Linked DNA regions of Homo sapiens: region 2 is linked to region 1. Evidence: read pairs that join two places in POLR2A ChIA-PET (ENCODE). Cell type or tissue: GM12878. All regions are shown on one strand. Links, peaks and the distances in the headings refer to the core of each region. The heading gives the core; the rest is flanking DNA. Region 1 overlaps ITK (IL2 inducible T cell kinase). Region 2 holds the start of GARIN3 (golgi associated RAB2 interactor family member 3).

Region 1 (15,166 bases), core at 4,346-12,345:
ATGTCCAGCCTTAGATACTCCTTAATCCAGTCAATTTGACACCTAAAATTAAGTCTACAAGTCCATCCCTTGTCTATTTGGCACCCATACATATCTTAAACCACACGTAATTTCCAAATGAAGACAATAACAAAGTAATAGTTCTGCCTAACAAGATGCAACTAACATAATGAGGCTATCCTGTGTACAACAGAAAATTCACTAATCGTGATTTTTGAGATTTTAGATGTTAAGGACTTAGACTTCAGGGATTTTTATCATTCAGGATTTCAGCATTCAGGACTATGACATTCAGAATCGTGTCTTTTGGGATTGATTGGTAGTGGGTATAATGACGTATTTTGCAACTGGTTCCATAGCTGAATTCCATAGCTGAATTCTCAATGGCAGCTCAATTCTAGGTACCTGTGAGAGGCTTCTTCCATCCAGAAGCACTTTCCTAACTATCTTTCCTTGGAGCCTGATAGACCACCAATGGAATTTGTTCCATTGGCTAAAGCATCAAATCCCCTGAGATCCATTCTCCAAGCACAAGGATCCTTAGAAATAGGTAACATGTAACATCATTATAAATCACAAATACCATCATGTGAATTAGTTATCAGGGAAATACAGCTAGCAAGTTTCCAAGGAAATGAGACACAGGCCCAGTAGTATTTGATGGGGAGGTTGGGGAGGACATGGAGAAGGGATAGTTATAGATCAGAGTCAGGAATGTCCTTTGGGAGTGTCATTGTGGGACTGCGGATAATTAAAGGACATGGAGAAGCCAGAGGCAGAAAAAAAAAGGTGCCACTAAGGGTATGCACCACAATCCAGGTCGGGTCCGAGCTCAATTACTATGCTAATATGGTCATGGATAGACACAGAGAAGAGAAAATTGTCATATGTGTGTCCATGGATTTCTCTACGCATCTCAGCTACAAGTTCTGCCAATGCTGCCATTTGTCACAAGGGCAGTGGGGTACATGACCCCGTGTCTCACTGAGTGGAAACCTGTCACCAAGAAGAAGACTCTAAAGGCATGTGTCCCCAGGAGTCTGCTCAGAGTGTTTATCCCACACTTAGGGCCAGGAGGCAGTTTTGGATATTTGGTTTGGAGGGTTGGAATAGGTTTAAAAAGCCAATGGATCTTATCTAGCAGTAGATTTCTGGAGCAATCTGGACAAAAATATTGTCTTCTTTCTTACATGAATGGGATGTTCTTCTCTCCCCACAGAAGAAGCGCACGCTGAAGGGGTCCATTGAGCTCTCCCGAATCAAATGTGTTGAGATTGTGAAAAGTGACATCAGCATCCCATGCCACTATAAATACCCGTTTCAGGTAAGTCCATCAGGTGGGTAGTTCCCCATTCCCTGGACTGTGGTTAAAATCTTCAGTCACAGCCGGGTGCAGTGGTTCAAGCCTGTAATCCTAGCACTTTGGGAGGTTGAGGCAGGCAGATCACGAGGTCAGGAGTTCAAGACCAGCCTGGCCAACATGAAACCCCATCTCTACTAAAAATACAAAAAATTAGCTGGGCGTACTGGCGGGCGCCTGTTATCCCAGCTACTCGGGAGGCTGAGACAGGAGAATTGTTTGAACCCAGGAGGCAGAGTTTTCAGTGAGCCAAGATCGTGCCATTCACTCCAGCCCAGGCAACAGAGTGAGACTCCGTCAAAAAAAAAAAAAAAAAATCCTCAGTCACTGTGAGAGAGGGTGGACACGGATGACTCTCTGCCTCTCTGCTCCAAGGTTAGGACTTAGACAAATCCCATTAGGAAACGTATGTGTTCCTTCCATCAGTGACATTTATTTGTTAATTCTTTCACTTATTGAACAAAAATTAAGCACAAAATCTTGAAAAGGTGGTTATTCCTTATACCCCTTTCCCTCATGTCTTCTCTTCCTCAAGGAAAGTCCTAATTAGTGAAGGAAGAAATAAAGCTGCTATCAGCGGCCTGAAACCTAATGTGCTTTAAGTGCAGTTTACTCATGATTTGAGGCAACATATTGCAATTGCTGGGTATGAATTGCTTGGAGATTCTGAGGCAAAAAGATTCAGATTTTATAATCTGAGGACTATCTGGAATCGCACTGTCTAGTACAGTAGCCACTAGCCACACATGGATGTTCACATTTAAATGTATTAAACGATATTAAAAATTCAGCTTCTTAGTCACATTGGGCACATTTCACATGTTCAATAGCAGGACATGGCTGGCAGCTACTGTACTGAAACAGCACTGGTTATAGAATGTTCCTATCACTGCAGAAATTTTTTTTTTTTTTTTGAGACAGAGTCTCACTCTGTCACCCAGGCTGGAGTGCAGTGGCGCAATCCCGGCTCACTGCAACCTCCACCTCCCTGGTTCAAGTGATTCTCCTGCCTCAGCCTACTGAATAGCTGGGACTACGGGCGTGTGCCAACACTCCCGGCTAATTTTTGTATTTTTAGTAGAGATGGGGTTTCACCATGTTGGTCAGACTAGTCTCAAACTCCTGACCTCGTGATCGACCCGCCTCGGCCTCCCAAAGTTCTACTGAACAGAGCTGGTGGAGGGTATCTTTAAAGTCCTTGTATATGAATCTTGGCACTTCTGGCTTCAAAGGCATGGATATCTCCTTGCACATCCCAGGGTACCATTCCTGCTTGCCAACCTGAGGGATGAACATATTTTTAACATGGCATAGAAAAGAACTTTTTTTCTACTAGAAAAGTGACCCTCATGAGTTGGAATTTTGAGGACTGAAAATAAAAGGAATAGCATGTATTTTTCAGTTGTTCAAAATCTCAATGATAATGAGTGCCTAAAAGAGAGGTGAAATATAAAGAAGACTGCAGTTTAGTTAACAGTATTGTACCAATGACAATCTCTTGGTTTTTTTTTTTTTTAATTTTTTTTTATTATACTTTAAGTTTTAGGGTACATGTGCACATTGTGCAGGTTAGTTACATATGTATACATGTGCCGTGCTGGTGCGCTGCACCCACTAACTCGTCATCTAGCATTGGGTATATCTCCCAATGCTATCCCTCCCCCCTCCCCCCACCCCACCACAGTCCCCAGAGTGTGATATTCCCCTTCCTGTGTCCATGTGATCTCATTGTTCAATTCCCACCTATGAGTGAGTTTTGAAAGATGTGTTGTGGTTACGTAAGATGTCATCAGTGGAGAAAAGTAGGTGAAAAGTACACAGGAACTCTGTACTATTTCTGGAACTTCTTGTGAGTCTTAAACTATTTCAAAATAAGAAGTTTTCAAAACTCTCATTGCACATTTGTCATATAATATCTTTCTCTTCCATGTGCCAGAAATATTTTTTTAATCACTAAAAACTTAAGATGAGAAATAAATGTGGTTTCTAGTCAAGAGGAGAACTTTCTCCTGCTGTCTTAGTTTAGTGATTGCTCTCTTGGGGCATGGAATCTGAGACGAGCAGCTGAAACTGCTTACCCTGTGTTTTTGTAGCACCCAAACACCTGGATAAAAAGGATACTGGCCCCCTAATTACCCAAATGTTTGCCTATATGACGATAAACACCCGAGACCCCACTCTCGGCTCAGTAGGTCTGCTGTCAGTCAACTATCTCCATGCACGCTGCTCACCTTGAACTCTGTGTGTGTGTCTCCAGGTGGTGCATGACAACTACCTCCTATATGTGTTTGCTCCAGATCGTGAGAGCCGGCAGCGCTGGGTGCTGGCCCTTAAAGAAGGTAATTAAACTCCTTTGCCATTGAATCACTGACACTCTTGATCCTATAGTAGGGTTGGGTTCCACAATAGAATAGAGTGTGGTGTGAGAGCAGCTGATGGCTGATTTCTCTTTTGGGGTTGGTGGAAGTTCCCAAGTTTTCATCCTGGGCCCAGGAAGCAATAACTGGTATCATTCAGGGATTGACCAAATCCAGCCTGCTGTCTGTTCTTGTCAGGCTCTGAGCAATATTTGTATATAACTCATTTCAAATAGTTTAATAAGTACCTACATAAGATGCTTGATTTTGTCTCATGGTCAGTAAAACCTAAAATATTTACTGTCTGGCCTTTTAAGAACAAATTTGCCAACTCCTCGTATAGTATGAAGAAGCAGAGCATAGGCCCTCATGTGAGATGACCTGGGTTTAAATCCCAGTCTGTCACTTGCTATGTACACTTGGGCGAGTTCCTTAATTGCCTGTGCTTCAGTTTCCCATCTGTTTAAAAGGAAGAAAAGGAAGGGATAACAGCACCTGCCTTTGGAGCTGATGTGAGCAAAGTCCTAGAAACTAGGTTGGCCCATAGACAGCATGCAATAAATATCAGCTAGCTTTCAAGCTTTTCAGACCATTGGTAAGGGTATTTCTTAAGCCTTACCTTCCTGATGGCACAGTTAGAGGCAGCAGTGTTTAAGCACATGGGATGTGGAGCCAGGCATGAAGGTGAAAATCCCAGCTCTGCCAATGATTAGCATGTGACCCTGGGTAAGTTCCTTGACCTTCGTGTGTCTCTATAAATTTTGACTAAAAACAGTCATGGAGCTGTTGTGAGAATTGAATGATTGAGGACTTAGAAAAATACCCATCCCAAAGAAAGCCCTGGATCAATGTTACCATTATTGTTCTTTAGCCTGAAGCACTGGATGTGTCAGAAGATCTGGGTTCAAATACTAATCTGCCTCTACGAAGCTGTGAGGACCAAGGATAAGCAAACTATTTGTTATCTCTGGAGCTGCAATTCCTCTATCTGAAAAAAATGAGAATAGAAATACAAGTTGTATCTTATCCCGAGGTTGTTGTGAGCCTTAAATCGGTTATGAGCAGACAAGTGCTGGGTGAATGGGGAAGTGCTCTCCGTTCTTACAGTCTTGGGACATACAGCAAACACAAAAGTAAGAAGTAATCAAAATGGGCTGGGCGCAGTGGCTGACACTTGTAATCCCAGCACTTTGGGCAGCCAAGGTGGGAGGATCACTTGAGCTCAGGAGTTCAAGGCTACAGTGAGCCATGCTCATGCCACTGCACTTCAGCCTGAGCAACATAGTGAGATCTCATCTCTACTAAAAATAAAAACATTAGGCAGGCATGGTGGCACATGCCTGTGCTCCCAGCTACCCGGGAGGCTGAGGTGGGAGAATCACCTGAGCCTGGGAGGTCAAGGCTGCAGTGAGCCAAGTGAGCCGAGCCTGGGTCACAGAGCAAGACCCTGTTCTTACCCCACCAAAAAAAAAAGAAGAAAAAAAAGGAATCAAAAGGGCCCCAGCTATGGTCATTGGCCATTTGCCCTCTGTGAAGGGATTTTATACACAGGGTGTTAAAACTGGAAGGAATATTAGAGATTAGATATCTAGTTCTGTGGTTGGTTCATTTATTTATTTATTCATTGAGACAGTGTATTAGTCCATTTTCACACTGCTATAAAGATATGCCCGAGAGTGGGTAATGTATAATGAAAAGAGGTTTAATTGACTCACAGTTCTGTATGGCTGGGAGGCCTCAGGAAACTTACAATCATGGTGGAAGGTGAAGGGGAGGCAATCACCTTATTCACAAGGTGGCAGGACAGAGAATGACAGAAGGAGGAACTTGCCAAATACTTATAAAACCATCAGGTCTCATGAGAACTCACGTATTATCACAAGAACAGCATGGGGGAAAATATCCCCGTGATCCAATTACCACCACCTGGTCTCTCCCTCAACACGCAGGAATCATGGAGATTACAATTCAAGATGAGATTTGGGTGGGGACACAGAGCCAAACGATATCAGACAGGGTCTCACTCTGTTACCCAGGCTGGAGTGCAGTAGCACAAGCATGGCTCACTGCAGCCTCGACCTATTGGGCTCAAGTGATCCTCCCACTTCAGCCTCCTGAGTAGCTGGGACTACAGGTGCATGACACCATGCCCAGCTAACTTTTTTCTTTTTTTTTGGTAGAAAAGGGGTCTCGCTATGTTGCCTAGGCTAATCTAGAACTCCTGGACTCAAGTGATCCTCTTGCCTCGGCCTACGAAAGTACTGGGATTACAAGCATGAGCCACTACACCCAACTCTGTTCTGTGCCTTATGTATGTATTTGTTTCAGTAGCAGACCCCCCTTTTTTTTCCAACCAAAATCTTACTTCAAAGCCACAAACCTAGAAGGGAGAAAACCAAAGTGGCTGTGGTTAAAGGTAGGAGAGGTGGGGGGTGGTAATTCCACCTTCTCAACCTTCTCATTACCCTTAAGGCACCTTTGTAGAGCCCAGTGTTTAACAATCTCATTGCATAGTGGGGGAAACTGAGGCTCAGATAAGGGTTTGCCCAACTTAAGAACACATAACTAATGCAAGGCAGAGCCAGACGCAAGCCTAGATGTGCTGATGCCTAAATGTAACATGAACTACCCCAGTAAATAGCACAGTGCATTTATGCGCTCAGATCAACCCATGCTTCTGAGTGGTCTGGGCAATACTCATTCAGGCTCACTCAGCCAGGTCTAATCTCGAGGTGTTATAAAATTGGTAGCCCTTGATAGACTGACCTGGAAATAACTCTTCTGTTGGTGCCAACCTGTTTCAGAAACGAGGAATAATAACAGTTTGGTGCCTAAATATCATCCTAATTTCTGGATGGATGGGAAGTGGAGGTGCTGTTCTCAGCTGGAGAAGCTTGCAACAGGCTGTGCCCAATATGATCCAACCAAGAATGGTAAGAGACTGGGAATTCCCTCTAGTTTTTGTGAAATGACCATAAAAAAGTAAAAGCTTTTGGCCTTTAATCATTGAGGGTGTCAGGAACAGAATGCAAAATTCTACATTTTCAGAATTTTCCAAGAGGAATCATCTGTCTTTCCTACCAGCCTGTTGGTGCTTCCATCTCAAAGCTGATGTCTACAGCTCCTAACCACTTGAAGTGTGCTCTTTGGACCAGCAGCATCAACATCTCCTAGGAGTTAGTTAGAAATGCAAATGATCTGGCCCCACTCATGACCTACTAGATCAGAATTTTCATTTTAACAAGATCCCAGGAGACTTATGTGCACAGTACAGTTTGAGGAGCCCTGCTATAACCTGCATTTGAATGGCATGGTCTATTTAAATCTTAATTAAAGAGGCAGCCTTAAGAGATATAAAATATTTATGTCTTACAGTGACATCATGTCACACATAAATTTAATTACACAAATTCAACTCTATACCCTTAAAGGTGAGAGGAATTTTTTTTCTTTTACATTTTACTCTGTGATTTCTCCTTGCCTCCTCTTCAAACTTGCCCTTGACCTCCACAGTCTCAGAGAGGAGAAGGCCGCAGTCTAAATGCAAAGTGAAAACAAAAAAAGCTGTTTTTTTGCCTTTGACAGTAAAGGCTCAGGTCCAGGGGATTGGGCTGCAACTGGATTTTATTGATGACTTTGGAACCTTAACCTCCAGTCGAGTACAACTCCACTCGAATGCATTTCACATTTATTATGCTCTTGTTCCTCTCAACCATCTGGGGTACATGGCGTGATGTTAAGGGAATGGGCTGCCTTGAGCAATTCAGTATGCTCCGGGTCACACCGCTGGAAGTGCTCTGCAAATCCATTGTCGAATAGGAATAATGGCCCATGTGGATTGTTTTCCTTCCATTTTCCTCTCTTCTCAACCTCTTTTGCCATAGTTTCCCTTTCTCATTTATTCTTTTGTGCGCTAAAACTTAATACTGAAAATTGGCAACCCAAGGCGGATGTAACACATGGCTAGGTTTTCTGTGGCTTCCTGATTCATAGGCCCTCTCATTGCCACTTTAAAAACCACCACTTTTCACCCTGCACCTTGGGGAAAAAAGCTCTTAGACATAATCGATCCCTGGGCCCAGAAGAACAATACTTAACAAGTTTTAGAAATTGGTAACTATTCAAGTGATCCTACACATTAGTCCTGTTTACCATATTCATGCGGGCCAATATTTAATAAAAATGAAATGGAAAGTTTTCTCTGGATAGGATCCACCATAATAACAGAACGGCATGGGCTTACCTCTGTGAGTGAAAGCCCTTTCCAAAGTCAGTGATCTGGTCTCCAAATTTCTGCCAATGCCTTGCTGTGGGCCCTCAGATGAGTCACGTGGCCATCAAGGGCCCCAATGTCCTCATCTCAAAAATGGCAGGGAGTTCTGAGGGGCTTAGGATGAAATAATACCTAAGCCCTTTTCCAATTCTGAAATTCTTTGACTTGGTATTTCCATTTTGTAATTTTCACCATGCATGCTGCAGCTATTCCTCTTCGGGGCGCAAGTATTTCCCTCCTCCAAGTGATACACATGTGACTGAGGTGCTAGGGACATCTGAATGACTCACCAGAATGCCAGTGGGGGAGGACTGGTCATGCTGAGCTGTTCCCCATGTGAAACCAGGGCCTGAGCACTCTTGGGGTCCTGCTGTGGTTGTCATGCAGTCACTGTGCTAATGGTTTTGCTTTTGCATTGCAACCCATTGCCATATCCTCCTCTGAGCATCTCCTCACTCTACCCTCTTCTGATTTGGTTAAATAACTTCATGGATCTGAGTTTTGCACAGTTGAGAGCAGAGTTTTCAAGAAGCACACTGCACTGTGAACGCAGCTTATGGTCATCACCCTGGATGAAGGCTCACAGGATTCCTGGTACCGAGCACATTGGCAGTGCGGGTCTATGAGCACTGGGCTTTGGATAATCCCTCTGAGCCTCTAAGAGCATTTTCTCACCTGCAATATGGGGATAATGATAATAGATAGCTATGTGTAAGGCTGGGAGATTCAATGGTGTTGTGGAAAGCAGTACAGCTGCCAACATTTACAGAGTTCTTGATAAATGGTAATTGTGTCTACTTGTCTTCCTTATTGGTGGATGAAAGAATCTGAGGCTGAGATATAGCCTCAGAACTTGTATGGGTCTGGGAAGCAGCAGAAGTGGATGAGTAAAAACAGACCCAGCCACACCCAACCCATAGTAACACCCATTTCTGCAACCAGAACTGGCCCTGATCTCCCCACTGTGGGGAGGGAAAGGAAGGAAGGGAAAAGCAAGGCCAGAGGACGAAGAAAGAGAGACCAGTCATAGAATGTCCAGGGCTGGAAGTGGCCAAGGCTCACAGCTAGTATTGGTGAAGCCAGAGTTAGAACACCAGTCTCCCAGCTCCAAGTTGAGTTCTAAATAGGAACCATACTTCCTATTACAGGGGTTTTCCTTCTTCTGTGGTCATTGTATACCCAGGTCACTATCCCAGCCTACTCTTTCTTGGCAAGTCTGCACGGGACTGGGCTCCAGTGTCAATGTGTGACTCTCCTCTACCACATCCCTGATGTGAGCTGTCCAACTTCAAGTCAACCTCATACAGAAATGAGGAACTCATCGTCTACCTATGCAGCCCATTCTCTTCCCATCTCTCGTTATTAAGGACGTCTTTGTATTAGCCTGAAGTCTGTGCAGTGCCTCCCGTACCACAGAGAGCCCCAGACACAGCCACACACCTTTGATTCATTGAGTCCAGGAATGGCCTTTGCAGAGCTACAAAGGAGAAATAGTGAGAGATGCATATGAAGAGATGAGAGGAAGGAGAGAGAGAAAGAGAAAGAGAGAGGAGAAGAGAAGAGAAAGGAGGAAAGAGGGAAGAGAGAGGAGAGCTAAACAGACGGAGACATGGAAACAGAGATAAGCAGAAAGACAAAGACAGAGAGATGCTGGGGTTGGTATAGTTTGAAAGAGGCAGAAAGAACACATATTCAGATGCCTTAAGGCAACTAAAAGTGGATCCCAGCCCACTCAAAAAGCAGCACAATGACCTCCCACCTCAGCCACCCCCTCCTCAAGCCCACAACCATATCAGGAAGCTAGTGAGTCACTGTCCCCCTGAGTCACCAATTCCCACTCCTGAGCTTAGCAGGTGGCAGAGACATTCCCGGAAGTCTCTATGCCTACAGGGAAGGGTGCAAGTCTAACCCCACTGGCAGGCTTTTCCTGGGAATACAGAAAGAGAGGGCCCCCGAATATGGACTTCTGGAAGCTTCTGGTGTGTACTAGAAAAGGGAATCAGAAACCAGCAGGCCCAAGGAGATAAAAGACAGCTTCTGACAAGGCCAAGTCAGGTTTCACTGTGTCTTATTGCTCCTTCTGGCCCCCTTTCTTCTGTTGTTTTCCCTGGGCCCTTTTTCTCAGAAAAACCCCCTGGCTGCTCACTTCCGGTTGGGTCCATTAGTTTTCATGCTCATTTTTTCTTTTCCTGTTTTTCTCTTTTCAGCTTCAAAGAAGCCTCTTCCTCCTACTCCTGAAGACAACAGGGTGAGTGAGAGCGCTAGCTCCGGGTGCAGGTGGGCCCACAGGCTACCTGATTGGCATGTTCCTATTTGCATGTCCCCCTCTCCCCATAGTTTTCAAACCCTGGCTGCATGCAGCAGGCTGTCATGATTCAGCAGAACTCAACACATTGGGTATTTTTGGGCTTGAACTCTCTTGGGGGGTCTGTCCACTTAAAGGACCATTCAGCTGCTAAATCTCCATCTCACTTTATTTATTCAACAAATACTGATATCAAATTGGGTGGCCATTCACCTGACCACTTTGGAGTATAGTAGCAGCTCACTCTACATAAAAGTGTGTCTGGCATGGTGGCTCACGTCTGTAATCCCAGCACTTTGGGAGGCCAAAGTGGGAGGATCGCTTGAGCCCAGGAGTTCGAGACCAGCCTGGACAACAAAGTGAGACCCCCATCTCTAGAAAAAATTTTTAAAAATTAGCTGGTGTGGTGGTGCACACCTGTAGTCACAGCTACTTAGCAAGCTGAGGTGGGAGGATCACTTACTCCCAGGAGGTCGAGACTGCAGTGAGCCATGACTGTGTGCCACTGCACTTCAACCCGGGTGACAGAGCAAGACCCCGTCTCCAGAAAAAAAAAAAAAAAAACAAGGTGCACATCTACTCTTCGCAAGCATTTTGGAGACATACATTTGTTGATATTTTATATATTTCAAAGCACTTCCACCCCTTTATTATCTATTTTAAAACTTACTATCCGTTCTATCCACTTCAGAGGGTTTTAGTTTTATTCTCATTGTAAAGCTTGGGAAATCAAATCCCAAGACAGGTCTTGAGGCTTTTCCAAGGCCATTCAGCAACTTAGTAGGATGCAAGGTTTCTGGCGTGGTGGTCTTTAACTCGAGTGGTGGTTCTCAAAGTATAGTCCATGGACCAGAAGCATCTGCATCACCTGGGAGCATGTTAGAAATACAAATTCTTAGGCCCCACCCCCAGACCTGCTGTGTCCAAAACGCTGGGGGAGGGGCCCAGGAATCTGCATTTTAATAAGCCTCCTCACTGATCTATAATATACTGACTTACAAGTCTTAGATGGCATAGTACCTACTCTAGGGCAGCTTATTTTGTTAAGGAGATGAAAAAAAAAAGATGGGGGAAAGGATCATGACCTTTAGGTAGGGAATATGACCCTGACCTTATGATAATATTAACACCAATATCCACTTTTCTTTCTTTTTTTTTTTTTTTTGAGATAGAGTCTTGCTCTTGTCACCCAGGCTGGAGTGCAATGGCGTGATCTCGGCTCACTGCAACCTCCGCCTCCCAGGTTCAAGCGATTCTCCTGCCTCAGCCTCCTGAGTAGCTGGGATTACAGGCGCTCACCATCATGCCCGGCTAATTTTTGTATTTTTAATAGAGACCGACTTTTACCATGTTGGCCAGGCAGGTCTTGAACTCCTGTCCTCAGGCGATCAACCCACTTCAACCTCCCAAAGTGCTGGAATTACAGGCGTGAGCCACTGTGCCTGACCAATACCCACATTTGAGTACTCGCTCTTCATTCCAGAGCAAGTTCTTTAACAAGAGCTTTCAGATTCCATTTCCTCATGCTTCTTCCTGAAGAATGAGCTCTGCCTTTTTTCCCTTCAGCCAAAATGGTGACATTTCAAAACTGGCAGCGTCCCCATAAAGGAAGCTCTAAATCCTCAAAGCCCCAGCCTGGTGTTTAGATCTGTCATCAGCCTACTCCCTCACAACATGAGAGAAATGTACTGAAACTGTAGCAGAGAATGAGCTCTCTCTCCTTTTCTTTCACTGACCTTCTGCAGACTATTTCACCATCCCCTTTGAAGGCCTGGTTCGGAACCCTACTGCCCTCCCTTGCAGACGGTTCCCTCAACAGTCCCGCCTAAACCCACACCTCCCATCTTAAGTGAGGCTGCTCTTGTGTCTTTATTTTTGGTATCAATGAAGGTGAAAGCCAGAAAACACTGCTGGTCCTTCTCTCCCTACACTCTGCCATTTGGCTTTTCAGCCTTCTTGGAGGAGCATCGTGGATACTGTTTTGAGTGTTCTGACCACAAAGGTTTTGGAATCATTGTTCTAGTTTCAACCGCATGTCTAAATCCAATGCAACGGTTCTCTTGTCTGAGCCACTTGAAATCATTTCTCTCCTCACCTTCTTGTTCTGCTGCCTGAGTGGTAATGACATCTCGGGTTGTCATACAGAGAAACTGTTTTTAATCCAGTCTGAGCCAACAGGTCTCATGCTCTATGTGAGAAACACTGTGAGCAGGGCCAGTCCTCCGGGGACTGGCCAGTCCTCTGGGGGTTGGGGGATGGCTATTTTGGTTCAAGATGTAAAATATCCATGGTCAGAGTGAAGGACAATCCTAGGCCTCTTTTGCCTATGGATACAAACAAGGTCGTATATCACATTGAAGTACAAATTCCGATTCCTCTTGGCCCCCTGCATCCATGGGAACTCAAGTCTTCCTCTTACAGTCCCTCCCAGTCAACCCAGGGCTTGCTGAGGGGCCACTAGAATGTGTCTGCATGTGTCCTTTCTTGCTGGCTGCCTACTAAGGCACCCTATCCCTGCCACTGCTACCTGGGCTCTCTGTGAGGGCCCCTCAGCCCCGTGGAGCTCTTCCCACCTGGGGCCAGCAGAGGTCCTGGGGGGTCAGGTTGTGCTGAGGCCTGCAGCAGAGTGGTCAGGAGGCAGGATCCTCATTCCTTTCATGCCTCACCACATCATGGAGGCTCCCAAACAACCCTTCCTGAGCCCACAGACTCAGTTTCTCCAAATGCCATCCCTTGATTTTCTCACTCAAATCTAATGGTTCCCAACCTTATCAAACTCAATCCTGCCTTTTAATGACAGATATTTTGTAAGGTTCCTTTTGTTATCCTGAAAAGAAATTTATAACTAATATAACATATATATACACAATTTTTTAAAATTAAAGTACTTAATTAAAATTTTTTGTTGCTTTGAGACAGGGTGTCACTCTGTTGCCCAGGCTGGAATGCAGTGGTGCAATCATAGCTCACTGCACCATCTGTCTCTTGGGCTCAAGCCATCCTCCCTCCTCAGCCTCCGCAGTTGCTGGGACTACAGGCACTTGCCACCACACCTGGCTAACTTTTGTATTAAACATACTTTTTAAAAAGAATCAACAAATGTTCTAACTGTAATATTTAAAAAGGAAAGAAAAATAATATATATAACAAAATATGTGTTTCTATATAAATATTGGGACATGACTGCACTGGAAGACAGAATGAAATAGTCGAATTCTTGCACTGGCAGGTAGGATCCATTGGATTTGGCATCTCGAATGCAACTGATACAAAATGTGGTATTGGGACTCAACTACAGCATTACCACCAGTGATATAATTTTCCAAAATGATGAACAACTCTTAGTAAACTTCTGAACCAAAGCATAGTCTTCCCTCAAAGTACAAGGTAGTTGCATTCTTGGGAAATCCAGTACTTTGGATAGGGTACAGCTAGGATCTAGGCTCAGGATGTTCTTATATAATTACTGTATAAGCTGGTTTCTCACCACATGAATGTTTACCAGGATATTCGAAAGTTGTGGGGAATGTGGGACTCTACAGAGCATTTTGCATTAAAGGCCTATAGCATACCTCAAACTGTGATGTTCAAAATAACCCCCATATTCCAAGCTTGCATGATTATTAGAAAAAAAAATACATGTCCAGTGTGCCCCTACAGAAAGGTACTATCATAATTTGAGGGCCCTGCTCTGACCTTTCTCTTCACAGCTATTAACCAATGAGTTGACCTGCAGTGGGATGAATGCCATAGCTCTGTTTCTTCTTCAAACATCCTTGAACACTATTCCTCCCTCCATAAGCTCTTAGAGCAAAAGCCTCAGGCCATCCACTCTTGTCCATAGCACCCCATTTACACATCCTCACAAGCTCCACAAATATCTAGATTTCAAATTCCAATCTGCAGCCGGGCACAGTGGCTCATTCCTGTACTCCCAGCACTTTGGGAGGCCGAGGCAGGAGGGTCACTTGAGCCCAGGAGTTTGAGACCAGTCTGGGCAACATAGTGAGACCCTGTCTCTCTTAAAAAAAAAAATCCGATCTGGGCTCAGCTGAGATGACATACTACATCAAAATGACGAGACTCTTTTTTCAGCTCCAGTATTTTTATGCCACTAAATGCTTCAATGTACTCAGAGAACTTGTGACTTCCTAACACTAAACCACATTCTAGTGAGGAACTTAATATTTCCCTACATTTACTCTCACAAAGTCTGCTAACCCATAGCAGGCGTGCCCATCCTGAACTCTGGCGACTATGCGCTTTGTGGTCTTTTCTTCATGTCCTCAATATGGACATGAAGAAAGGGACTGAGGAACAGAGACATCAGCAATAGAGCCTACAGGAGAAGGAAGGGAGACAGGTGCTAGAGTAGAGAGAGTCTTAGGGCTAATTCAAGTGGTAGATTGGCCAGGTCCATTTCTCCATCTGGGCCTCAGTTTCCTCATCCTAAATGAAAAAGTGTATTAAGTGATCTGTTAGAGGAATTCCAGCTCCAATAACCTATGATTCCGTAGATCTAGATAAACCCACAAATCATATTAGTAAAGCACAAACTGAAAGATTTCATGTTGACTGCATCTCCTTTGCCAAGGGCATGATGCATCCAGCAGAGAGGCTGCTGCATATAACATAGTGCAGATAGAGAAACCAGCAGACTTTTGTGAAAATCACGTGGCTGCTTGGAATTCACTGTGGTCAGAATTTACCTCATAGAATGAGCAATGTGATGAATTCCAAGCACTGATGTCTTTGTGTCATGTTCAGCGCTGTAACTCTAACTCATAAAGAAAGTCTACCAGAGGAAGGCAGACTGTCTCCCCAGACACCCCGATGAAAGGAGGCATTTTACCTCCTTTTTTATGTCTTTG
Region 2 (15,166 bases), core at 3,845-11,844, 48 kb before region 1:
AAGCCATAGTCTACACAATTATGAGATTAAACCGTTTGTAGCTAGGATAATTCAGACTCTGGCATAGCTGTAAACCTGGAACTCCAGACCAAAGGCTTTGAAAGGAGTTTCCTTTTATCTCTCTCCTCTACCCCACCTGCCAACCTTTCACATTCCCGGGTGGCTTTCCCAAAGGCCCTCTCAGACTTTAGAGTATGTGCCTCTCTCTCTTTCTCTCTCCTTCTACCTGTACCCACTGTTTCAAGAGTCAACTCCCAGAACATCTTAATCTCAGCCTCTATGGTATTTATCAAAAATCACAAGATGAGATTTTCCAGCCACCCACTAGAGCAACTGAGAAGGGATTCCCCTGATACTGACAAGCCACCGCTCCTCCCAGAATACGTCGCTTCTCACCTCCTCCATCTTGGCTACACATATTTGGTGTTCAGAAAAGGTCCCTAAGTTTTGCCGGAAACCCAACTTCTGTCCTCCAAGGTACTGCTGCTGCAGAGAATGAGCAAAGACTTGCAAGGCTGGGCAGGTGCTCCCCTCCTGGACTTACATGGCTCCCAGAATCATTTTTCTCAAATCCAAATTTTATTATTTGGTGTTAATAATTTAATGTTTTCCATGGACTCATTTTACAGGTTTTTTAAAAACGGAAAGACAATTTTTTTTTACAGTAAAGGTTTTTAAAATTTATAATCCCATTTCTAATGTAGTGTGATTTTTTTATTCTGGGAATTAACTTGCACACGAACACATAATTTACATCATGTTAGTACACAGCATTTTGGACTATTTTACTTCTTAATATATTTAAACATTTTTCCGTGTTTCTGAATACTTTTTATGTCACTTAGAATTTTTATTTCATGCTTATTGAAAGATCTTTCAGACTTAGATATTCTGTCATAAATCTGTCATGTGTATGTGTAAAAAGGAAAACATTGGTGAAATAAATTGATTAGGGCATTTCTAAGGCAGTGATAGTGACATGCAATTGACACCTTGCTGACAGATTTAAAAACAATCCTGATTTCAGAGATATTAAAATAAAGATACAGTAACAACACCCCATGAATACAACCTCTTCTTTAAGAAATAGAATAATCACTATTCTGTTGAAACTCCTTGTGTGTGCCCCTCAGATCAGACATCTCTCCCTTTATCCTATAGATAGTCACTATCCTTAATTTTGTGATTATCATTTCCTTGTTTTTCTCTATACTTTTAGCAAATATATATCCCATTGTTGAATCTTATTTTTGAGCTGTTCTACAAATTGAACTATATCATATATATTTTTGTGACTTGCTTTTAGTATCCCACATTATGTAAGATTTATCCATGCCAGCCACACATGGTGGCTCATGCCTGTGATCCCAGCACTTTGGGAGGCCGAGGAGGACGGATTGCTTGAGGTCAAGAATTCGAGACCAGCCTGGCCAACATGGCAAAACCTTGTCTCTAGTAAAAATACAAAAATTTAGCTGGGCATGGTGGTGCATGCCTGTAATCCCAGCTACTCCGGAGGTTGAGGCATGAGAATTACTGGAGCCTGGGCAGCCAAGGTTGCAGTGAGCCAAGATTATCCCACTGCACTCCAGCCTGGGCAACAAACTGAGACTCTGTCTCAAAAAAATAAAAAATAAACATTTATCAATGCTAACATGTATAGCTGCTATTCATTTTCACTATTGTAGATTATGCACTGTAGTCCATTCCACAATTTATTAACTCTCCTGTTTGATGAACATTTGGGCAATTTCCAGGGTTTTGCTATTACAACTTGTTTTACTGTAAACATTCTCCTAGTTGTCTACTGGTAAGCATATGTGAGAATTTCTCCACTGTCTACACCTTGGAGGAAGACTTGTTAAGATTAGATCAAGAGTCAGCACACATTTTCTTAAAGGCCCAGATAATATTTTAGATTCTGTGGGCCATATGGTCTCCATTGCCACTACTCAGAGCTGTCATTTTTAGCGTGAAAGCAGCCATAGGCAATATGCAAAGGAAAGTCTGTGACTATGTTCCAATAAAACTTTATTTACAAATCCAGGCAGCTGGTAAGATTTGGACCTCAGAACATGATTTGCCAATTCCTGATCTAGAAGAATAGATTTCCTATTCTAATTGCCTACAAATACTGCTGTATTGCTCCTTCCTACCCTGAATATCCCCTGAGGGGATGTGAATCCTGTCTCTGCATAGGCTAAGAACTGGACTGAATGTCCATGTTCAGGGGCATTCAGGGAAAAGAGGAGAATGGGCGAGGGGACATGGTGGTGGCCATGCATCCCAGCTCTTAGTCTGTGGCTTTGACAGTCTCGGGGAAGCAAAAGGGATTGAGGCAAAGCTGAACACTCACGTTGGCTCTGCTGGCCGTGGGCGGGTGGTGGAGCTCTACTTGCCTGGAGGCTGGGGTCTCCAGCTGTAGCATAGCCACCATCACAGAAGCCACTGTGAGGTCACCACCAGGCTATGGGCAGAAAAATTCAAGCAGGAGATTGTATTTCTTTTGGAGTTGTACGATTTCCTTTATTATTTGAACTGCAGTAAAGAAAGCTGGGATGGGCTCCTCTAGGGATACTTCCAGATCCCTGGGCGGTTGTAGCCCTGGCTCCTCTTTAAATGGATTTGGTTTCAAAGACGATCATCTCCGTCTTCTCGGATGTCATAGTGCCACTGATCATCTCCAGCTCCTGGCCACCCTGGGCTTTCTCCACTTTGGCCTCTATGTTTTGCTTCTCCACCATCTTAGCCACGATATCTACCTCTCTGTCATGTGATGTGACCCTTGTTTTTGAACCAGGAGTGGCCCTGAGGCTCCTTAAAAAAGAGCTGATCTTACTGGCTTTCTTTTGTAAAGCTCCTGTGCTAGATGCAGATTGGTTCTTCCCCAGTTCCTGAGTTGTTCTCGACTCCTTTTTGGTGGAGCTGTGGGTGGAGCTCTTGCGAGAGGAGCCATGTCGCTTGCCCCTTACGTTGCTGTACCCTTTTTCTTTTTTGTCATCTCTCGTGTTTTTATGGCCAGATGCGGACCGGTGGGAAGACGCTTTCTGATTCTTGTCCCCCGCTCTCCTGCGGTGACTTTCACCTGCCTTGCGGTGATGAGAACTTTTCCTACTGGGATGTCTGTCCTTCTTTTCTCTTCTTTCCTTGTTTTCATTCCAGACTTCAGCACTGGGCTGGGAAACTTTCTGGCTTCCATCTCGTTCACTCATGTAGCCTTCGCTTTGCAAGGTGGAGATGAGGGGTCCCACTGCTGGTCCTTCAGTTCTTTCTGCTGCACACTTGCTGGTCGTAATACTGCCTGCAAACGCCGCACTCAAGCTGCTGTCTTGGGAGAGACTGGCGGCCCCCGCCATCGAGGTGGAAGTACCTTCCAAGGAGGTGCTTGCAGCACCCACCAAGGCCAAGCTAATACCCTCTGAGGATATGTTGGCAGCACCTGCCATGGACTTGCTGGATTCATTTTCTCCTGGATTTTTGATAGCTGCTCCCGCCAGCGCTGTGGTCACTTGACCTGGGCCTGCAGATTTGGTTGTTGCTATGCTCATAGCACCTGTTGCAGGACTCATTGCTGCCCCTGCTATTGCCACATCTGTTCTAGGTCCTGTTGCTGTTCCTGCCACTGCCATGCCACCTGCTGTCCTTGCTGCTCCTCCTTCAGCAGCCCCTGGAGTGCTCGTGGATGGAGAAGCCGCACTAGCCGTTCCGTGGGAGGCATGTTGGATTCCCTCTCCCCCAGCATAAGCAGAAGAGGTGGCTGCAGATACATCACAAGGCTTGTAGAGCCCAGTCTCACTCTGATCCCCTTCTCTGTGGAGCTCTGCAGCCTATACCAAGGGGAAGAGAAACAGATGAGATTGAGATGACTGAAAGGGAGATCAGAACTTTCTACTCCTCTCTTATCCTGGAGTTAATTCAAGGGCTTATAATTAGAAGAACCTGGGTCGGGTGTGGTGGCTCACGCCTGTAATCCCAACACTTTGGGAGGCCAAGGAGGGCAGATCGCTTGAGGCCAGGAGTTCAAGACCAGCCTTGCCAACATAGCAAAACCCCGACTCTACTAAAAATACAAAAAATTAGCTGGACAGGATGGCGCATGCCTGTAATCCCAGCTACTCAGTAGGCTGAGGTAGGAGTATCGCTTGAACTCAGAAGGCAGAGGCTGCAGTGAGCCAAGACTGCGCCACTCCACTGCACTCCAGCCTAGGCAACAGAGTGAGACACTGTTTAAAAAAAAGAAAGAAAGAAAGAAAGAAAAAAGAAAAAAGGAAGGAGAAGGAGAACCTCTAAAATCATTAAGTCTAAGTCTTTTGTCTTTTTTTTTTTTTTTTTTTTTGAGACAGAGTCTTGCTCTGTCGCCCAGGCTAGAGTGCAGTGGCACGATCTTGGCTCACTGCAATCTCCGCCTCCCAGGTTCAAGGGATTCTCCTGCCTTAGCCTCTTGAATAGCTGGGACTACAGGCGCCCACCACCATACCTGGCTAATTTTTTTGTATATTTAGTAGAGATGAGGTTTCACCATGTTGGCCAGGCTGGTGTCGATCTCCTGACCTCTGGTGAGCCGCCTTCCTTGGCCTCTCAAAGTGCTGGGTTAACAAGCATGAGCCACCGCACCCGGCCTAAGCCTAAGTCTTGCTCTCATTTCTTGCCAAGTTCCATCTACAGCACCCCTTCAATGGTCACTCAGTTTTGGTTGAGCAATTCCAGTACCAGAGAAAGTACTGATACAATTCCTCATCCTTGGACATTGTATTTTACACACTTATTTTTACGTGCTCTGCAGGACAGATTTCCAGAAGTGGGATTGCACAGTCAAGGGATACACTCACTTTACATTTTGGTGACTACTACGATTGTGCACGTGCATACACACACACAGGGTGTGCTGATTGACACAGAAATCAGTGCCTGGTAGTCACAGGGAGACAGACTGTGACTCAAATCGAAGAAAGACTTCTTCATTGTTAAAAATATGGCACAGCACTTTAGTGGATGATAGTGAAACCTCATCTCCACTAAAAAAAAAAAAATTATAAAAATTAGTTGGACGTGGTGGCAGGTGCCTGTAATCCCAGCTACTCAGAGGCTGAGGCAGGAGAATCTCTTGAACCCAGGAGGCAGAGGTTGCATTGAGCCGAGATCGTGCCATTGCACTCCAGCCTGGGAGATAAGAGCGAAACTCTGTCTCAAAAAAAAATTGCACAAAAATCTGTACAGTCTCCAGTTGCACATTGGAGACTCAGAAGGGTTGGAGGGGGTGAGGGATGGGAAATTACTTAGTGGGTACAATGTATATTATTCAGATGATGGTTACACTAAAAGCCCAGACTTCACCAGTATGCAATATAGTCACACACACAAAGCTACACCTACACCCCTTAAATTTATACAAATAAAAGTTCCACAACAAATCAGACCACCTGGGTTGGGGTATTAAGTGTTCAAGAAAAGACTGACGATCAGGATGGTGTAGAAAGGATTTCAACCCTGGGTGTGAGACCAGAGTAGCTGATACCTAAGGTCTCTGAAATTCAGCCTTATGGGACACACAAGCCCTCCCACCTCCCAGTGTGGTAAGTCCCCTAGTAGTGGCTCATTTGGTCCTGAGCCCTTGCACATGCAATACTTTTTCCAGGTGGGCCTCAGAAGGCACCAAAGGCTTTGTAGGACTGGCTTTGAACTGCTCCCCCAAAGAACCTGCCCCATGTTCTCGAGCCTTTGAGAGGCTTACCACTAGGCTTTTGTTGTCTTCGGGTGGTGCGTCCCCAGATAGAAGTGTTGGGGTACTGCAGTAACTCTCTACTGGTGGCCTCAGGAGATAGACAAGTTTTTCCCAATAGCAAAAGAGATCTTCCCGTGTGTCAGAAGAGGGACACAACTGCAGATAAAAAGTACGGCCAGTGGCGAGTTTCAGGCGCAGCTGCTGTTTCTCATGATCGTGGATGGAGATCTTCACAAATTTCAAGGGAAGCAGTCTCGTGAGCTCTAGAGTCTTGACGGGCCTGCGACCTCTCCCCTTGGCAAACCGGCCCCATCTGACATGCTGTTCACAGATTTTAGTTGGTTGGGCCAGAACCATGACGTCAGGCAGTGGGAGGATGGGGCTGGTGCAGACGATGCCCACTGTCACCATTCGGACACGGTTGTGTACATCAATCACCTCTCCCTTTTTGTTTATCTGAATAAAATTACTCTCGAACATTGGTGCATACTTGAAAATGTTGTACTCTCCTCTGTTGTACAATTGTCGTTGCAGGTCCCCCATGGAGGTTTTGAACGCACTCATTGAAGAGTAGCTGTGGGCTGTGTAATAAGGTAAACAAGATTCATTGCTCATGGTTCTCTTCGTTTAAGACAGCTCCACCAGCCACAAATAGAGTCCCCGAGAGAGAGACGGAGAGAAGGTAACTGCCCATCTCCCTACAGGACTTCTGCCTAAATCTCCTGGCACCACCACATTTATCCCCTGCAGTCCTTTGTGACCTGTGCGCATCTCACACCCCTTTGTCCTAGCCTCCATGTAGCTATCCCCTCTGGTCAGTGTCACCAGCCTCCCCCACAAAACAAATCAATGCCTCCACAGGGGAGAGGCTGACCCTGCCTGGGGTGTAGGTGTGGGTAGGCTGGGTGTTCTTTTCAATCAAAATGCTGGGACACATAATTTATGAACCATTCTGCTTTTATAAATATCTGGGTTGTTTCCAGTTTTGCTGTTGTTACAGTTACCCCTTCAAGGATCATCTTCTTGCAAAAATTTTTTTGCTTGGGCTGAATTACTTCCTGGGGGTAAAATCCTGGGTGTGTATGGTGTGCTTGCTAAGGGCAGGGGTGCTGTCTAGATGCTGATCTCTGTGTCTCCAGTGTGTAGGTAGCACAGTGCCAGCAGGCACTCAGGGATAGGTGTTGAATGAATGGTCTGAAGGGACTCCTGCTCCCCATCAGAACTACAGAACCAGGGTTCCATCTGTGTGCTGATTTTCAGGATATGGAGGATTTTCTCACCTAGTCTCTCATTTGAAGCAGTTAATTTTTTTTTTTTAATGGAGTTTCACTCTTGTCACCCAGGCTGGAGTGCAGTGGTGCAATCTCTGCTCACTGCAACCTCTGCCATCCAGGTTTAAGTGATCCTCCTGCCTCACCCTCCCAAGTAGCTGGGATTACAGGTGCCCACCACCACACCCAGCCAATTTTTGTATTTTTAGTAGAGTCAAGGGTTTTTCACCATGTTAGCCAGGCTAGTCTCGAACTCCCGACCTCAGGTGATCCACCCTCCTCAGCCTCTCAAAGTGCTGGGATTACAGGTGTGAGCTACCCCACCCGGCCGGAAGCAGGTTTATTTTTTAAAACATCATTTTAAAGTGAGAAAACCAAGGCTCAGGATTGTCTTACTTGAGGTCAGAGTCCAAAGCTGGATTCTAGGTCAGAGCTTTTTCTCTTCCTCAAGCTGCATGGCTCACTGATAATCTCATTCTGCATCAGAGCTAGTGTCATTGGTAGTTAGTGATGTGTGTGGGGATTTACTGGGAACCACAGGAATTCTTGGAGGTCTTGAATCACCGTAGGATTTCCCACACTGATATGTCTGCTGCTTCAGTCTTGATGCCTGCTTGATAAACCACTGACGTTCCGTTTCTTTTTAAAGCTCTTCTGAGAAATGGTGGCAAAGACATCTTTCTGGAGTTTTTGTTTTGTTTTGTTTTACTTTGCTCAAGGTGAAGAATCCAAATTCCCCCTCCCCCAGCTAGAGAAATACTTCTGAAATAAACATACATTCCGCCAAACTCAATCATTACCATGTGGAGGTCTTGAAATAAACTTCAACCACAAAATGTTATTTTTGTATCCCCCAGTGCCAACTGCAGTGCCTGGCACATTGCAGCTTCGCAGTAAATATAAACTTGCTTGTGCCCATTGAGATTCATTCTTCCATTTATTTATTCAAAAAAGTTTAATGAGCAAGTATTTTGTTTGGGACCAGCTAGAAAGTGGAAATGCAAAGATAAAGTTTCCTATCTCTGAAAAGCTGAAATATTTTTTCTAAAGATATTGAATGACTTTTTGGGGAAAAAAAAGAAAAAACAAAGTGGCATATATTCTGTTATAAGGGAATCATAACTAAAAGTCAACACAATTATGTTAAAAAGTAAGAAGTTGGAGCTATATATAGATGTAGCCATATATTCTTCTCATATGTTCATTTCTGATGAATAATTAATAATGACAGAACTATAATTGTATGATTGAGAACCTGCTATAAGCCAGGCATGCTGTTGCCACCATACATTCTTCTAAACATTTTAATTCTGGCTGGGTGCGTTGGCTCACATCTGTAATCTCAGCACTTTCAGAGGCCAAGGCAGGAGGATCACTTGAGACCACGAGGGAGAGATCAATCTGGGTAAAACATCACAAGACCTTCAGCTCTACAAAAAATAAAAAATATTAGCTATACATGGTGGCATGTACTCAAGAGGCTGAGACCTGTCTCTAAAAAAATAAATAAATAAAAATTTTGATCCTTACAACAAGCCTAAAATGTATAGGTCTCTCCGCATTGCGCCCCCAGCCCTCTTTTTTTTGAGAGTCTCGCTGTGTAGCCCAGGCTGGAGTGCAGTGGCAGCATCTCAGCTCACTGCAGCCTCCACCTCCCAGGCTCAAGCGATACTCCCACCTCAGCCTTCCCAGTAGCTGGGACCAGAAGCACAGCACCACCACATGCCTGGCTTTTTTGTAGAGATAGGGTCTCACCATGTTGGCCAGGCTGGTTTTTTAACTTCTGGCCTCAAGTGATCTGCCTACCTCAGCATTCCAGAATGCTGGGATTACATGCGTAAGCCACCACACCAGGTCAGGTTTCTATTTTATAGAGGGAAAATGAAGGCTCAAAAAAATTACAGGCAGATTGGACACAGTGGCTCACTCCTCTAATTGCAGCATTTTGGGAGGCCAAGGTGGGAGGATTGCTTGAGCTCAGGCGCTCAAGACCAGCCTGGCCAACATGGCAAAATCCCATCTCTACTAAAAATACAACAAAAAAAATTAGCTGGACATGATGGCACATGCCTGTAGTCCCAGCTACTTGGGGGAGCTGAGGCAGGAGGATCGCTTGAGCCCCAGAGGTGGAGGCTGCAGTGAGCCAAAACTGCACCACTGCACTCCAGCCTAGGTGACAAAGTGAGACCCTGTCTCAAAAACAACAACAAAAAAAGAAGTTACAAGAAATTTCAGCAAGGTCACATAAGACCAAAAGCACACCGACATCCCAAAATATGGCAATGGTTAAACTATACTAGACTGACTAGACTGGTGACACTAATAGGACAGATAGAATACAAACATACAAATGCAAAGCAGCATAAATTTATCCATTCACTCCATTAATATAATTAATTGTTTACTTTGTGCCAGACCCTGTTTTAGGTGCAGGAATATAGCAATGGACAAAATAGACAAATGTTCTTGGTCTCATGGAGCTGGTATACAGACAGTAAACAAGTAATTTTTTTCCTGGTACCTGTGTGCTCAATGATAAACCAATAAATTGAATGGCATCTCCAATGCTGGTAAGTGCTGCAGAAAAGTAGGCAAGCAGGATGAGAGTGTGTGTAGGGGAGGGGAAGGTGGTGGTTAAAGAATGCTCAATGAGAAAGGTGTTGCTGTTGTTGTTTTTGTTGTTTAAGAGATGGGGTCTTGCTCTGTCATGTTGCGGGAAGTCAGGGACCCCGAACGGAGGGACCGGCTGAAGCCATGGCAGAAGAACATAAATTGTGATGATTTCATGGACATTTATTAGTTCCCCAAATTAATACTTTTATAATTTCTTATGCCTGTCTTTACTGCAGTCGCTGAACATAAATTGTGAAGATTTCATGGACACTTATCACTTCCCCAATCAATACCCTTGTGATTTCCTGTGCCTGTCTTTACTTTAATCTCTGAATCCCGTCATCTTTGTAAGCTGAGGAGGAGGTATGTTGCCTCAGGACCCTGTGATGATTGTGTTAACTGCACAAATTGTTTGTAGAGCATGTGTGTTTGAACAATACGAAATCTGGGCACCTTGAAAAAAGAACAGGATAACGGCAATGTTCAGGGAACAAGAGAGATAACCTTAAACTCTGACTGCCGGTGAGCCAGGCGGAACAGAGCCATATTTCTCTTCTTTCAAAAGCAAATGGGAGAAATAGGGCTGAATTCTTTTTCTCAGCAAGGAACATCCCTGAGAAAGAGAATGTGTCCCTGAGGGTAGGCCTCTGAAAGAGCCGCTTTGGGGGTGGCTGTCTTTTACAGTCGCAGCTGTAGGGATGAAATAAGCCCCAGTCTCCCGTAGCACCCCCAGGCTTATTGGGACGAGGAAATTCCTGCCTAATAAATTTTGGTCAGACCGGTTGTCTGCTCTCAAACCCTGTCTCCTGATAAGATGTTATCAATGACAATGCGTGCCCGAAACTTCATTAGCAATTTTAATTTCGCCCTGGTCCTGTGGTCCTGTGATCTCACCCTGCCTCCATTTACCTTGTGATATCTTATTACCTTGTGAAGCATGTGATCTCTATGACCCACACCCTATTCATACACTCCCTCCCCTTTTGAAAATCACTAATAAAAACTTGCTGGTTTTATGGCTCAGGGATGTCACGGAACCTGCCAACATGTGATGTCTCCCCCGGACACCCAGCTTTAAAATTTCTCTCTTTTGTACTCTGTCCCTTTATTTCTCAGACTGGCCAACACTTAGGGAAAATAGAAAAGAACCTATGTGACTATCGGGGGCAGGTTCCCCCAACACTGTCACCCAGGCTAGAGTGCAGTGATGTGGTCACAGCTCATTGCAGACTCAAAACTCTTGGGCTCAAGTGATCCTCCTGCCTCATCCTCCCAAGTGGCTGGAACTACAGGTGCACCACACCATACCCTGTTAGTTTTTAAATTTTTCTGCAGAGGCAGGGTCTTGCTATGTTGCCTAGGCTAGTCTCAACCTCCTGGCCTCAAGCGATCCTCCCACCTCAAATCTTCCAAAGCATTGGAATTACAGGAGTGAGCCACTGTGATTGGCCCAGAAGTGACCTTTGAGCAAAGACATAAAGGAGATCAGAGAAGAAGCCATGAAGATGTCTGGGGAAAGAGCTTCTCAGTCAGAGGAAGCAGCAAGGGCCAAGACCCTGATATGAGAGCATGCCTGGTATGTTTAAGGAGCTCCAAGCAAGCTACAGTGATGAAAGTAGAGTGAATTAGGAGGAGGGTCGTTGGAGATGAGGCTGAGAGGCAACTGGGGTGGTGGTGGATGAGCAGATCATGTTGGATAGACCTTGTAGCGCTCTGAGAGGTCTTTGGCTTTGCTCTGAATGGTGGATGATCCAAACCATAAATATAGAAGATGATTCTGGTCACCATATTAAAAAGAGATTGTAGAAGTGCAGGGAAGACAGTAGTAGAGACGGGGCAACTCCTGCAAGAGATGATTTGGGGTAAGACGTGTGTGATAGCAGTGAGAGTAATGAGAAGTGCTCAGCCACCATGCATACTTTGAGGCAACTATTAGGTATGCTGATTTGAACAATTTCCAATAAATATTAGCAAGTAAAAAAGCAAGTTGCTTGGCCTGAGATACTGGGCACACAAAAAAGTATGTCGCAAAATAGCATATGTGGTACATCATATGTTATTTAATGAGAAATTTAAAGTGTGCGTATGTGTGCGTATGAGTGTGTGTGTGTGTGTGTGTGTGTGTTTGAAAGGAACTGGTAGTAGGAGCTACCTTGGGTCAACTTGCTCTCTCAGGGAAGTAGCAAGATGGAGACTTCATTTCTAGGACATTCCCTTCACAGAGTAAGACTTTCATCAGTCATGGATAGCCTTCTTAGGGTGTTGAAAATGTTCTAAAAATTAAATTGAGAGGGCTGTACAACTCTGTGAATATATACCAAACATTACCAAACTATACACTTTCAATGGATGAATTTTATGGTCAATGAAACATATCTCAATAAAGTTATTGAAGATAATAGCAACACGTCAGTCTTGACTTATAGATCCAATCCCATTGTCTTCCATCATTCTCTTAGATAATTAAATAATCCCTGGGCAGGCATGTTAAACAAGGCTTTAATATGACATCAGAAGTACATATTGCCTGCTTTACTTGATTTTTATTTACAAGTTTTGGGTAATGTTTCTTGATGAGGAATGTGGTAGAGCATGGATAAGCTAGAATCCAAATTTTAGAGAGCTTACAATCAGTAGAACACACACTGAAAAAACAGAAGAAAACAGGAGGGCAAGTAAATACACAGTAGAGTGATAACAAATTGGTTGAATGAACGGTGACTCTAATACCCTTTACCATTATATTCAAAACCAACAATAATTGTTTCTTAAGAAGAAAAACAATCAAAATCACAATTCTAAGGATAGTTTTGCATACATTTTAAGTGAGCCTAAGGTTGAAGAGCTGTGAAGAGTGATAACACAAAACAGTATATACAAGGCACAGTATATGCAGACATACAAGATTATAGAAGGCTGAAGTCTAAACGTGCATTGTGGGAAGTGGTTTCAAGTCAATAACTTTTATTCTTCATCTATGATTTTGAAAAGCAAGGGAAGTAGACAGCTATATATAGCCTTTTCAATGAGTGTGCAGCCCAGGGGAGCATTGTGAGCTAGGCAGGATGTGAGGGTGGGGAGATTTCCATACCATACACAGCATGTACAGGCTGGGTAAATCCCCTGGCCTAAAATACAATCCACAGTGCTTTTATGTCAATGTTGCTCAGCAGAGGTGGCGTGGGCTGAGCTGCGGTCAGCCTGGGGCACCTAGGACTTCAGGAAGCCAACCTGATTTCTGCCTTATCTTCTGGCTCTGAAAAGACTACAGTCACCTAACTCTTCCCCTGAGGACCATATGCAAATCAGCCTGCCTCTCTGCCTTGGGTTGAAAAGGAAAATGAACTGGTATACATACAAAAAAGAAGTCAGACAGGGGATCAAAATAATTTTATTTCTCAACATGATGATCCAACTAGCACCGCCTGTCTTCCCCCTCCTATCTCTCATCCTGTCTTGCTTCTTTCCTGCTCCCTGCTCAGCATATTTGGCCCCACTACCAAGCGGAATCCTTCCCTGCTCACACAGGCTTAGGACAACTTCACTGTCTCCACTCCCTGTTTTGCTCTGTTTACAAATCATGAGATGTCCTGCCTCCGTTTACATATTATTTATTTAATGTTACATTGAAGAAACTTGCAGCTAAATTCACACACACAGACACACTCGCACCATAATAAAACACTTAACATTAAAAATAAAGATCAGGCTGGGCGCGGTCACTGACACCTGTAATCCCAGCACTTTGGGAGGCGGAGCCGGGTGGATCACTTGAGGCCAGGAGTTCGAGACCAACGAGGGCAACATGGTGAAACTCCATCTCTAATAAAAATACAAAAATTAGCTGGGTGTGGTGGTGCGCACCTGTAATCCCAGCTATCTGGGGGCCAAGGCACGATAATCACTTGAACCTGGGAGGCGGAGGTTGCAGTGAGCCGAGATCACGCCACTGCACTCCAGCCTGGGTGACAGATCGAGACTCTGTCTCAAAAAAAAAAGATCAGAAACTGTCTACAGGTAGAAGGAGGTAACTGATCCAGTAGCTGGGATAAAATGATTATTCTAAGTAAATATTAAATTTAACTCTGAAAAAATACTGGAAGAATGTAAAATAAATATTAACATTGATTATTTCTGAAGGATGAGATTAGATGTAATTTTTATTTATTTGCTGGTCTGCTCTTTCCACCAAGAATATATTTTACTTTTGTTACCAGAAATATATATTTCAAAAAATTAGCTCTAAGTTTACTAGCCATTTCAGTCATTATTGTCTTCTACGAATCAAACCAATGATTTTTGACAAATGACATATTTTTCTTTTATTTTAAATTGGAAAGTAAAAAATCCTTCCATTTTAACATCTTTTAAATTATGTAAATTAAAAAGCAAAACATTTCTTTACCTTTCCAGTTTTATATGCTGGAATTTTGATATACAAACTTCCTGCTATCACCATGTACATTTAAACATACATTAATATAAACACAAAATATACCTGGAAAAGGTATAGAACAATATGTATGGCTTGTATGTAAAAACAAAACATAAAAACATACAAGCCAAACATATTGTTCTGCACCTTTTCCATGTTAACAATATATCCTGAAGTTTTTTAGGTTGATACATTATGAATATACATTATTGGTTTCCATAACCTTGTAGTGTTCCATTGTAAGGATGCACCATAGATTATTTTACTTGTCTCTCATTGATGCACAGAGAAGTAGTTTCCATTACAAAAAAATACTGCAATAGCCAGGCGCGGTGGCTCACCCCTGTAATCCCAGCACTTCGGGAGGCCGAGGCAGGCGGATCACGAGGTCATGAGATCAAAACCATCCTGGCTAAAGCGGTGAAACCCCGTCTCTACTAAAAATACAAAAAATTAGCTGGGCATGATGGCACATGCCTGTAATCCCAGCTACTCAGGAGGCTGAGGCAGGAGAATCACTTGAATCTGGGAGGCGGAGGTTGCAGTGAGCCACGATCACACCACTGCACTCCAGCCTGGCGACAGAGCAAGACTCCGTCTCAAAAAAAGAAAAAAAAAAAACACTGCAATAAATATCTTGTACAGATACCTCTCTGTGCTCACGCTATTTTTCCCCCTTAGAATTGATAGCTCTAGCAAACGTAAGGTGTTGTTGTTGTTGTTGTTTTCAGAAGAAAGAAGTTATGTAGGTGCCAAAATATTCTGGATATGATTCTTAAATGGATATTAATAAACCTAATTAAGTTTGGATGGGAACCACAAGGAAATTAAAGGGCTTCAAAGCCACATCCAAAGAGGACAATTGAAGGATGTCTTTGGCCTGGACACAAGAGGGCCCTGGAGTTATCCAAAGGGCAAGTCCTCGGACTAGAGAAGGTTGGAGTTGTAGGACTTCAAAAGATAAAGCAACAAAGATGGGTTTTAGGTAACAGTAAGAGAGCAATCATTTATCTGATCCAGCAGCCATTCCCCTACCTCTAGTGGCAACACTCTAGTGTTCCTCAGAGAACCATCCCTCCCCCATCTGTGGATGGGTAGGTCCATGTGGCTGGGTAGGGCTGACTC

Evidence for each region. ChIA-PET counts read pairs that join two places held together with the same protein. Peaks named below come from ENCODE experiments on the same cell type or tissue, not always from the same donor. Only the 100,000 strongest peaks of a DNase experiment are listed, where the experiment ranks them.
Region 2: POLR2A ChIA-PET joins it to region 1 with 20 read pairs; 10 of 35 experiments call an interaction of 5 or more read pairs at or near these places.

The regions. Positions count from the first base shown.
Region 1 is chr5:157,207,670-157,222,835 of GRCh38, forward strand. It overlaps ITK (IL2 inducible T cell kinase), which reads left to right. Exons shown (of 17, transcript NM_005546.4): 2 at 1,220-1,324; 3 at 3,618-3,699; 4 at 6,522-6,650; 5 at 10,198-10,238. Among named protein-coding and RNA genes, the nearest start is that of ITK, 34 kb to the left of the region's middle. RefSeq lists enhancers at 8,997-9,056, 9,097-9,176, 12,197-12,246, 15,009-15,068. In GM12878, for the core only: no CTCF peak of the experiment used is centred there; DNase peaks (open chromatin) are centred at 6,945, 7,662, 12,045 and 12,305; H3K4me3 peaks cover 646 bases; H3K27ac peaks cover 1,288 bases.
Region 2 is chr5:157,159,832-157,174,997 of GRCh38, forward strand. It overlaps GARIN3 (golgi associated RAB2 interactor family member 3), which reads right to left and starts at 6,433. Exons shown (of 2, transcript NM_130899.3): 1 at 5,732-6,433; 2 at 2,015-3,827. The coding sequence starts at 6,337. The coding sequence ends at 2,616. RefSeq lists enhancers at 12,416-12,525, 12,566-12,845. In GM12878, for the core only: no CTCF peak of the experiment used is centred there; a DNase peak (open chromatin) is centred at 7,550.